Linked DNA regions of Mus musculus: regions 1, 2 and 3 are each linked to region 4. Evidence: chromatin loops called from intact Hi-C (ENCODE). Cell type or tissue: heart. All regions are shown on one strand.

The links. Peaks named below come from ENCODE experiments on the same cell type or tissue, not always from the same donor. Only the 100,000 strongest peaks of a DNase experiment are listed, where the experiment ranks them.
Region 1: a loop joins it to region 4, with 2.4 times the contacts of the local background. A loop is called at or near these places in 5 of 42 quality-filtered maps.
Region 2: a loop joins it to region 4, with 3 times the contacts of the local background. A loop is called at or near these places in 3 of 42 quality-filtered maps.
Region 3: it touches region 4 in a loop (6-fold over the local background); 4 of 42 quality-filtered maps call a loop at or near these places.

Annotation. Positions count from the first base shown.
Region 1 is chr6:133,959,567-133,962,066 of GRCm38, forward strand. No RefSeq gene overlaps it. Among named protein-coding and RNA genes, the nearest start is that of Gm46977, 74 kb to the right of the region's middle. In heart, a CTCF peak has its summit at 1,327 (motif pointing right); a DNase peak (open chromatin) is centred at 1,315.
Region 2 is chr6:134,388,593-134,391,092 of GRCm38, forward strand. All of the region lies in intron 3 of 4933406J09Rik (RIKEN cDNA 4933406J09 gene), which reads right to left. Among named protein-coding and RNA genes, the nearest start is that of Bcl2l14, 6.5 kb to the right of the region's middle. In heart, a CTCF peak has its summit at 1,108 (motif pointing left); no DNase peak of the experiment used is centred here.
Region 3 is chr6:134,240,092-134,242,591 of GRCm38, forward strand. The region is part of intron 4 of Etv6 (ets variant 6); the gene reads left to right. LOC118027456 (a long non-coding RNA gene) reads right to left here. Exons shown (of 4, transcript NR_169154.1): 2 at 1,768-1,875. Among named protein-coding and RNA genes, the nearest start is that of Gm17089, 7.5 kb to the right of the region's middle. In heart, a CTCF peak has its summit at 1,109 (motif pointing left); no DNase peak of the experiment used is centred here.
Region 4 is chr6:134,150,841-134,153,340 of GRCm38, forward strand. The region is part of intron 2 of Etv6 (ets variant 6); the gene reads left to right. Among named protein-coding and RNA genes, the nearest start is that of Gm52920, 34 kb to the right of the region's middle. In heart, a CTCF peak has its summit at 1,139; a DNase peak (open chromatin) is centred at 1,211; H3K27ac peaks cover 2,385 bases.

The DNA.
Region 1 (2,500 bases), 190 kb before region 4:
GTCAGGTGCTTGTATCTCTATCTCCAGGGGCTACCCTCCTCTGGCCTCCATGAGTGTCTTCATCACATATACATGCCCACATAGACACATGTTATATTTAAAAATAAAATAAATCTTTTAAATTATTTTACTTGCATTTTGGTTTCCTAAGAGACAGTCTTGTTATATAGCCTAGGCTGGTCTCAAACTTGCAATCCACCTGCCTCAGGCACATTAGTGCTGGCACTCAGCCAACAAGGGACTGGAAATATTTCTAGAAGGATGTTTAGTATTCCATCAATTAATCTTATCTCTTAAGTCCAAAATGACTTTTGGTGTGACAACACTCGATGGGAGACAGTTTCCTCCGAAGTTATACATCTGGTTAATACAACTAGTATACATTTGGTTAATCCTTTCTACATAAAACATTAACAATGTCTGGGGAGCTCTTGGCTTGAAGGAGGAGAGAATGAGGCATCCGAGTCAGCAGCGGACTTCGGGTGACTGGTCCATCTCCTCCTGTGACTAAACCATCCCGTGATGTATTTGACCTACTTGGAGACTTGATGATGCAGAGCCAATGAGCCATCGAATGCCGAATCCTGTGTGTCCCAACTTCCACACAGCATTTTAAAGCACCCCAGTTGACCATGAGAAGGTCTTAACTCCTCTCCACCTCCATGACATGGTTGCCTTTCAGAAGTAAGAGAGGGTTCAAACTTGGTTGGGAGTGCCCGCTGCAAAGGCCTCTGACTCTCGCTTGCATTAGGCAATCCAGGCACACACCTCTACTGTCCTGGCAAGAAATTCTAACTCCCACCAGAATGGAAAGAAGCCAAAGCAAGTCAAAACTTTCTTCAAACAGAAGCTCACTAGGAAAACTCTAGGGGAGGGAGAGGAACAGAGTGGCTGCCCTGGCACACAGGGCAGTGACTCATTGAGAAACAACTGCTCCTGCTGCAAGAGTTGTGTTGGAGCCCCAGGGATTTGGGTGGAGGTGACGAGAGCTGTGCTTAAGAGAATATGGACACATGTACTGAAACACTACACTGCGCCCTATAAATATACTGTGGTTATTATGTGCAATTATTAGGAATTAATTTAAAAATTGTTAAATGTTTAAGGTGCAAACATTAGCTACACTGATCTGGTCATTTTGCCTTATATAAAGAAACGTGTACAGTTAAAATAAGAACCAACCGTAAAATGATCTAAAATTCACATGTAAAAATGGAAGAAAAAAATTGCAATGGTCCAGCAAGCAATAGTAGACTCCCTCCAACTTCCTCTTAGAAACTCTGGGTATCTGAAAGTCGTAGCAAAGGATATGCCCAGTAGGTGGCAGCAGGAGATAACTGAACTGAGAGCATACCCCACTTTGACCGATTTCACTTAGTTATTAACACATATGGTGGATTCATTTACTGACTGATTGAATGATCAATGAATGAAGAACTAACTCATCTAAGCTAGAAAACGTCATCATTTGAAATGTTAATATTCTTTTCGTATCCCATCAGTAGCATTGCCGTTTTATTGAGTTTTAGTTAGAAACTGTAGATTGTGTATGTGTTCATATATTGTGAGCATACCTCTCAGGCCTCCCACCCTACTTTTCTTAACCCCTCTTCCCTCTGTTAGTCCCTCTTGCTCCCCTAGGCAGTTTCACTTCTACTTACCTGTCATACACGCATGATTTTATTTTTAAACTGTGTCTCACAATGTAGCCCTGGCTGTCCTAGAACTCACAATGTAGACCAGGCTGGCCTTGAACTCACAGAGATAAGTCTCCCTCTGCCTCCCAAATGCAGGGATTAAAGTTGTGCAACACCACATTCAAATAAATGATGTTTTATTGATAGGTCTATATACAATCTAGGAAGGACAAATGAGAAGAAGTGATATTTGTTTTTTCTAGAATTGATTTAATTCACTTATTATGGTCATCTCTCCTTGCATCTATTTTGCTCTAAAGAACATAACTCCGTTCCTTTCTGTGGCTGAAAAACAAAACAAAACAAAACCCACTACAGCTCCAGGGACCCAATATTTTCAGGAGGTCTTAGGTTAAAGTCACTCACATGTGTATGTGCACACATCCATGCAGGCACTAGCAAACATAATTTTTTTCAAATTCATCTATATGAATTTGAAATATATTTATTACATATAAATTATATGTATAATAATTTATTTTATATATGTATATCACATTCTTTATCCATTCCTCTGTTGATACACCCCTAGATTGGTTCTAGAACTTGGCTGTTGCGAGCATTGATGGGCAAGTGTCCCTGTGATGGAGCTCTTCAGGTAAACGTCACGAGTGCGTGGTACAGCTGGGTCATCCTGTATCTAATTTTAGCTTTTTGAGAAACTGCCGCTCTGACTTCCACAGTAGCAGGCCTAATTACAATTTCACCAGCAGTGTCTAGATACATCTTGTACGGAGCTGATATTAGTAATACACGAACCAAACACACACAACAATAACCAATAGAAAATCATAGGCTAACTC
Region 2 (2,500 bases), 240 kb after region 4:
AGAGTCAGCTCGTATTCATCCCACTGCAATGCTAAGTCCGGAGGCACTGGTCTAGAAAGAACGCTGTACAGTACTCTCGGAGGACAGGCACTCCGCAGTGATTTGCGATCCTTGAATGAACAACAACCCCCCCCCCCCGGAGAAAAAGCTCAGCGAAGCCGCTACCATCAGCTCTTTCTGGCTGCAGATTCTCCCCCACCAGCTCTCTGCCCTGCGATCATCAAAGTTTGGTCTCCAGGCCAGCGGCATCCGCAGCAGAAACTTCGGGAGTCGGGCCCAGCCACTAATGCGTACCCAGGGCTGGCAACCTCAGCAGTCATCACTGCTGGGCATCCGGGTGCAGTGGTCCCTGGCTTACAATCAAAGTGGCAGAGAGCCAACACTCACTTGTTTCTTGTGGTACCAAGAAAGGGCTCTGGGGATGGAAGCGTGGGGTTTGGGTTTTCTCCTCCTCAGAGCAAATTTGCTAAATAGACCAGGAGATTCAGGATGCGGAGAAGCACGGATGTGCCTACACAAGTTTCCTTCAGAGGGATGGATAAGACTAGGTGTTCCAGAGCTCTCCCCAAAAGGAACTACCGGACATGGCCTTGTCTAATCCCTCCTTCGAAACCTCCAGGCTGTCCTGGAAGGGGAAAAAAAATTCAATAAATGAAACAAGTTTAGAAGGAAAAGGCTTCCTAAGTAAAAGTGGAAATCGCCATTCTCCCAAAGATGTAAAGTAGAAACAGGGTCCACACAAGTGACCTGCCAACCCTGGAGCCCAAGTCCTGGAGGAGTGTGAGCCTAGAATGCCAGCGCTTTCTTGTGCCAGACTCCTGATTCTCTCCACTTATTAGAGGATTATCTGCTACACAACTAGATAGCTAAAGTTCTTTGGGAGTTTCCCACTTACATTCATCTCTACTATTCTGCACAGACGTTCAGGACCTGTGGAGTTTTTAAACACACACACACACACACACACACACACACACACACACAAACACACACACACAAACACACACACACACCTGCTTTTGGTAAATAAAAAAATCCTCAAGGACTAGAAAATTGGACTCGACAGCGTGTGTGTAGCGCCACCTGGTGGCCACAATTGAACGGCACCGTTTCCTTCCTTGTCCTGTGTTTATGAAAGGCTCCAGACAGGTACAGATAGATTCTTTCTCCCGTGTGGTCTGTCTCCTGCGAACTCAGCCACTTTGAGATGGCGACTGGAAAAAAAAATCTCCTTTTCACAAAGAAAAATCCTTGTCTTTTCACAAGCACAAAGCACAAATATATAAGCAAGCCATAGTGCTTTGTTCAAATCAACAAGTATTTAACATCTTCTGAATCCAAGGTTCTGTAACTGACAAATGGCAGCACGAAAGAACTTTCTGCGCTGTAAGACACGATGGATGGTGCCCCTTCCCTCACCATGAGTCCTCGGGTCCTTAGGGTGCCCTTGACTATCATTCTGGGTTCCATAGCCATGAAACACAGTGGTGGTGAGCAGCTGCCGTGCCTGCCAGGACACACTGTTGCTGACTGAGCAGTCTGGAAAGTGAGTTCTGTCCTTGATGTCCACCGTGACCTTGGGTGGGTGGCTTTCTGGACCTTGGTGTTGCGGGCTTATTAACAATCCTGCTCTACTGTCCTCATAAATCCCACGTTTTCAAAATGTGTCACCTGTCAATATTCATCTCTAAAGCAGGAACTTTGTGAGTTCTGCTTCACAACCAAATTTACAAATGTCAGACAAGTCAGAAAGGCCAGTATCCAACAAAAACAGTCCTTCCTGAATTAAGATGAAATCATAAGAGTGTCAGATGAAGGAAGATGAAGAGAAGCTTTCTCCAGCAAGACATCCCTATAAGAATGGCCAAACTTAAGCTGGCCATGGTAGCGCACGCCTTTAATCCCAGCACTCGGGAGGCAGAGGCAGGCGGATTTCTGAGTTCAAGGCCAGCCTGGTCTACAAAGTGAGTTCCAGGACAGCCAGGGCTACACAGAGAAACCCTGTCTAAAAAAAAAGAATGGCCAAACTTCTTTATGGGAGAGGAAGACAGAAAACCTTGGAAGATTATGAAGCAAGAAAATTGGTATGGGGGCGGGGGGAGCAAAACTGAGAGTGGGTGGAGTGGAGGCGCCTTCTCTGCTTGAATTCCTAAAATGTGTTTAATAGTTGAAGTGATCAAGCCAGCTCAGTCAGCCAACAGGGTCTCAAGGGAGGGAGGGAGGGTTGAAAAGAAAAAGACAACTAGACAACACTATAGCAGGACTCCAGCCAGGGCTGAGGCTGAAGGGGGGTTATTTTTTTTTCTAGTCTGCTTCTATATCATTCTAGGTACATACAAAGAAAATGGCCAGTCCTGAGGCATAAACAAAGTAGTCAGGGAACAAACAAGGCATAAACAAAGGTCCCAAGGTTACTGTATTCAGGGCTCTAACAAGACCCATCAAGATACAAAGGATTCCTTAGCTGTAGTCACCTTGAGTGGACTTTCGTGTCCCAGCC
Region 3 (2,500 bases), 89 kb after region 4:
ACTCCTCAACTAAACTCCCTCTGAGCTCCCCTTGGTTTATTTGAGGAGTTATTTTATTTTGTGCGCATGAGTGTTTTGCCTGCATATTGGGTATATGTATACCCAATGCCTGCAGATCCCCTCAGAACTGGAGTTACAGATGGTTGTGAACCCTGTGGGTGCTGAGAACCGAACACGTGTCCCCTGCAGAAGTAGCAAGGGCTCTTAACCACTGAGCCGTCTCCAGCTGGCACCCTACTCCTGCACCCTTGGTTCCTTACATCGCTTCTTTCGGCTGCTGTGTTGAAACCTAGAGAGGCCTCTCGACTCCACCACTGAGTGTGTCTGCAAATGTGTGCATGATCTATGCTGGCCCACTGGAGGAGACAGCCCACTTGCAGGCAGCATCTGCCTGGCCTGAGGGAAGATGAGTGAACCGTTTTTTTTGTTTCCTTCAGCCCATGTTACCAAATGCTTATGAAAAGCCCAGAGTTCGTTGTTATTGAACTATTCCCTCCAACCAGAGGTATTTACTTCTTTAGGCCCTAAAGGGGAAGTCAGTGGAGGTGGCTAGGTAAAAGGTCAGTAGATGGTCTCTGACCAAGCGGAAACTGAACCTTGAAGAAAAGCAATTGGGGACAGGGAAGTGTAGCATTCTGCTAGGCTGCTATAACGAACATCAACACCAGGCAGCTGTAGACACAGCACTTCAGTATGCCCTGCTCTGGAAGCCCATGGTCAGGGTTGGTTTCCATGAAAGCTGAGGGAAGGACCAGGTCTAAGAGTCAGTCTTAGCTACAGAGGTCTGGTGAGCAGTTAATCTGTAGTGTTGCTTGTCTTGGAGGTCCTGCCTTGCCTTTGGCGTAGCATTCCTCCTGTGTGTCCATGTCCGCAACCTCCTTTTTATAAGGGTACCAGTCATATTGAATAATAAGATATTCTGTTTCCCCTCTGTTGCTGTGACAAGCACCATGGCCTAAAACCCTGGGACTGGAGAGATGGCTCATTGATTAAGAAACCTTGCTGTTCTTCCAGAGGACCCACCAAATTCAGTTCCCAGTCCCCATGTGGCAGATAACAACTGTCTGTAACACCCATTCCAGAGGATCCAGTGCCCCCTTCTGGCTTCCGTAGGCATTGCGTGTATGTGGTTCACAGGCAGGCATGCAGTCAGAACACCCATACACATAAAATTTTCGAATAAATAAAAATAACCACTGAGAGGAGAAAAGAGTTTGTTATCAGCTAACAGGTTACATTTCCATCACTGAAAGAAGTCATAGCCGGAACTTGATGCAAAAAGCATGGCAAGGCAGTCACATGGAGCCTCTGCCATCAGACAGCTCTGTGGAGCCTCTGCCATCAGACAGCTCTGTGGAGCCTCTGCCATCAGACAGCTCTGTGGAGACTGTGCCATCAGACAGCTCTGTGGAGCCTCTGCCATCAGACAGCTCTGTGGAGACTGTGCCATCAGACAGCTCTGTGTATACTGTGCCATGCACTTTGCTCACTTTTCTGGGTTAGAACTAAGAGCGCTACTTTTCTTTTTAACTTCTCTTTATACCTTTTTTGGTTACTGATCCAAGGGCTAAGCATGTTTTCTCTGGTATTCTGAAGCCCTCTCGAAGCCACACGAGTGCTTATTGCCCTCCCTTGCAAATGGCAGCTTTCCTTCCTTCCCCTCTCCATCCCCCTTCTCCTGGCAGCTGCCAAGATTTATAGCTAGCCTACCCAGTTTTTTTCACTAAACTTGGCCTATTTTTCTTTCACAAAAAGAAGAAGACAAACCGTGGAGGTGTGCTTATTGCTGGTTTTCTCGCAGGCTCACACCTGGCTTTCTTATATAGCCCAGGATCATCTGACCAGGGAATGGTGCTGCCCACAGTGGGCTGGAACCTGTAACACATAAAATGGCTTCCTCTTAACTAATTATGTCCTCAAGGATCTCCTTTTCATAAAGGCCACCTTCTGGGAGCCTGGAAGTTAAAACATACGAACTTGGTAGTGGGAAGGCACAGTTGGGAACCCAATAATAGGGCTAAGAGGACATGATGTGTGTGTATGAAATATACTTCCACCTCATGAATGTTTCACTGGAGCCTTTTGTTTGGCTCTTTTACAAAACTACCGAGGTGTGGTTCTCTCTGGAATCCTGTGAAACACAGTGCCCTGAGGCTGGTGAGTCCCCTGACTCGTTTCATGGAACCTGGGGATGATGCAGGGTGACATGTAATGTTGACATGAGATATATGTTGACATGGGATATATGATCGTGAGATGTTTGCCATAACCTTTTTGGACTTCCTCATTGTTTATTTGTGACTGAATTGGGGCGTTTGGATGAATTCAAGTAAAAATGATAGAAAGAGGAGAATCAGGAATTCAAGGTCATTGTTAACTATGTAGTGACTTCGAGGTTAGACTGGTCTACATGGGATTCTATATTGGTTACTTTTCTCATCGCTATGGCAAGATGGCAAACAAAAACATGTTAAAGGGAAAGCCTTTTTGGCTCACACTG
Region 4 (2,500 bases):
TAGCCAGTCCAGTGGCCTCTCAGACTCTGTCTTCCTTCCTTCCCAGTATAAACCAAAGCCCTATTATCTAGATGAAAAGAATGAAAAACAGTGTCACATTCCCTCTGAGACTCAACTGCGGTTAAGACTTCATAAATTTCAGAAAAATAGGATAACTCACCAAAGTAAACATTTAAAAAACCACCTCACAGCAAATGGCTACCGCAACCCCAAACCTCAAGGTTCATATATTGAGATTTCAGTGAGCTTCATGATTCTCATCCGTCTCTTAAATACGGCTCTGTTTCCTGGTAAATAATATCTCTTCAGAGCCCTGGCACATAAATAGTGTAATAAGATCAGCTCTGAGCAGGCTGCCGTTCTAGTGCCCTCTAATTGCAGGGTGAAAATCCAGGGCCGCCTTAGCTCCTCATCTGTCTCCGTCTCTCACTGGCCACTGCCTGACACCCAGTCTGAGGTTCAACACCGTCTCTTCTTTTTGTGCTTTAGATAGATCCGTCCTTTGCACAGATTTTTTTTTTTAAATAAAGTGATTTGAAATGGAAAATTAAAAACTTAAATGCAAGTTTGGCAGCTTCTCTCTTCAGAAGCTTCATAAAATTCTCTATAGCACAGCTGCTCTGGATTCTCACCACTTAGCTGTTCTCACGATGTCTGAGAGATTAATTCTTACAGGGATGTGGTTGGAGATACTCCCCACGTCCCGTCCCCACCCCCCCATCTCCCGCCTCCCATGTTTCGCCGAGAATCTTCACTGGGAAAAGTTATGTGGAAAATCCCATCACCCGAGGTAAAGGTTCTTGAGTGATAGACACCTTTGGGAGTCTGTTACTTACCATGTTGTTTATGTGTGCTCTACTCATTTGAAATCCTGTCCTCTCTGGCAAAAATCTGAAATCTTATGTGCGATCCTGATAAGTGTGTGCCGACACTGTCTTGGGATGCCTCTGTGTGTCTGTGTCTGTGTGTGTGTGTGTGTGTGTGTGTGTGTGTGTGTGTGGTCTATCTGTTGTCTCTGTGGATCTGGATGCAGATACTTCAATCCTTCCTGGCAGATTTAAGCTCTCCACGTCCCACAGGCTGCAGTAGAGGACAAGGGCGGCATCAGAGAATGGAGAGCTTTGGTGGGGTCCCCACCCACTGGCCCAGAGACCAACTGTTTATCCCTGGGTCCCGGCAGCAGCTGAAAGCCAGGGGTGTTTTTGGGATTCGGCTGCCAAAGTTTCTTGAATCAGCCTTGTTCAAAGGCATATGCTGGGCTCACTTCTGAGGGAAATTTCCTTTTTGGGGAAGTTGAAGCAAAGGAATTTCCTGTGTGGGCAGACAGAGCTTCCTGACGTGAAGGCTTCTTGGAAGGGAAACAGTTTCATAATGAAATGACAAATTAAAGATATACCAGCCGGGTTCACTTCAAAACAGCTATTGAGAGTGCAGGCAAAGCCCTATTATACCCCCTCACAGAACAGAAATAAATCCCATCCTGACAGGTTTCTATATGCTGGGTTATATCTGTCCCCCCACACCTTCCTTCACAGTCTCCCACATGCTCCCTCTCCCACCCCCACCACTAGCTACCACCATCTCTGTCTTTAACAGGCTTCGAGCAGTCTCGGGGAGGCCTGGGGCATCCTTCCTGCCTCTTGTCACCTTTCCTTACCAGCTTCGCCCATCCTAGGAGTGCTTGGAGCCTCCTTGTAGGTGATGGTAAAGCCCGAGGCTGCCCAGACTTAGGAGTGATCTCTTTCCTTCTTTTGACATGATTGAAAACAATGATTGAAGATGGCTTCAGCTGGTTCCTTTAGCTGCCCCTTAAAATCTTGTAGGCAGTCCATGTAACTGCTATTCTTATCTCAGAGCTGGTCTGAAGCCGGCTTTGTTCAAGAAAATAGAGCTCTCTCTGCACTGGGCAGATGACGGTCTTGTGCTGAGCGTGTAGTTTTTTGCACTTCAGTCAGCCAGTGTAGCGGAGTTTTGGTTTTGTCTTGTACACTGATATGAAGATTCCCTTTGTTGCTGTTTTTATTTTTAAGACAGGGTCTTGCTTCATAGCCCTGGTACTGATCCAGAACCCACCTTGTAGACTAGGCCTTGGGCGTGATGTAATCCTCCTGTTGTCACCTCCTGAGTACGCATCTCTTTCTCTATCTCTCTCTCTCTTTTTCTGTGTGTGTCTGTGTCTCTGTCTGTCTGTCTCTGTGTCTCCTTTTCTTCTCCCTCCTTTCCCCCTCTTTTGTTAGGGTTGGGTTAAGGATAGAACTCAGGGCCTTGTGCATCCTGGGCAATTTACTCTCCCACTAAATTACACCCCAGCACCCTACATTTCTTTTCTTTTTCCTTCCCTCCCTTCCTTTCCTTCTTTCCTTCTTTCTTTGCCTTTAGAAAAAAACAAATTAAGAGAGAAAAAGATAACAGCATCTTTTGGGCAGTGTGTAAGAACAGCCATTATTCGTTAGGCCTAGGTCAGTAGGATCAAAAACTTACAGACCTTGGAAACCAACGA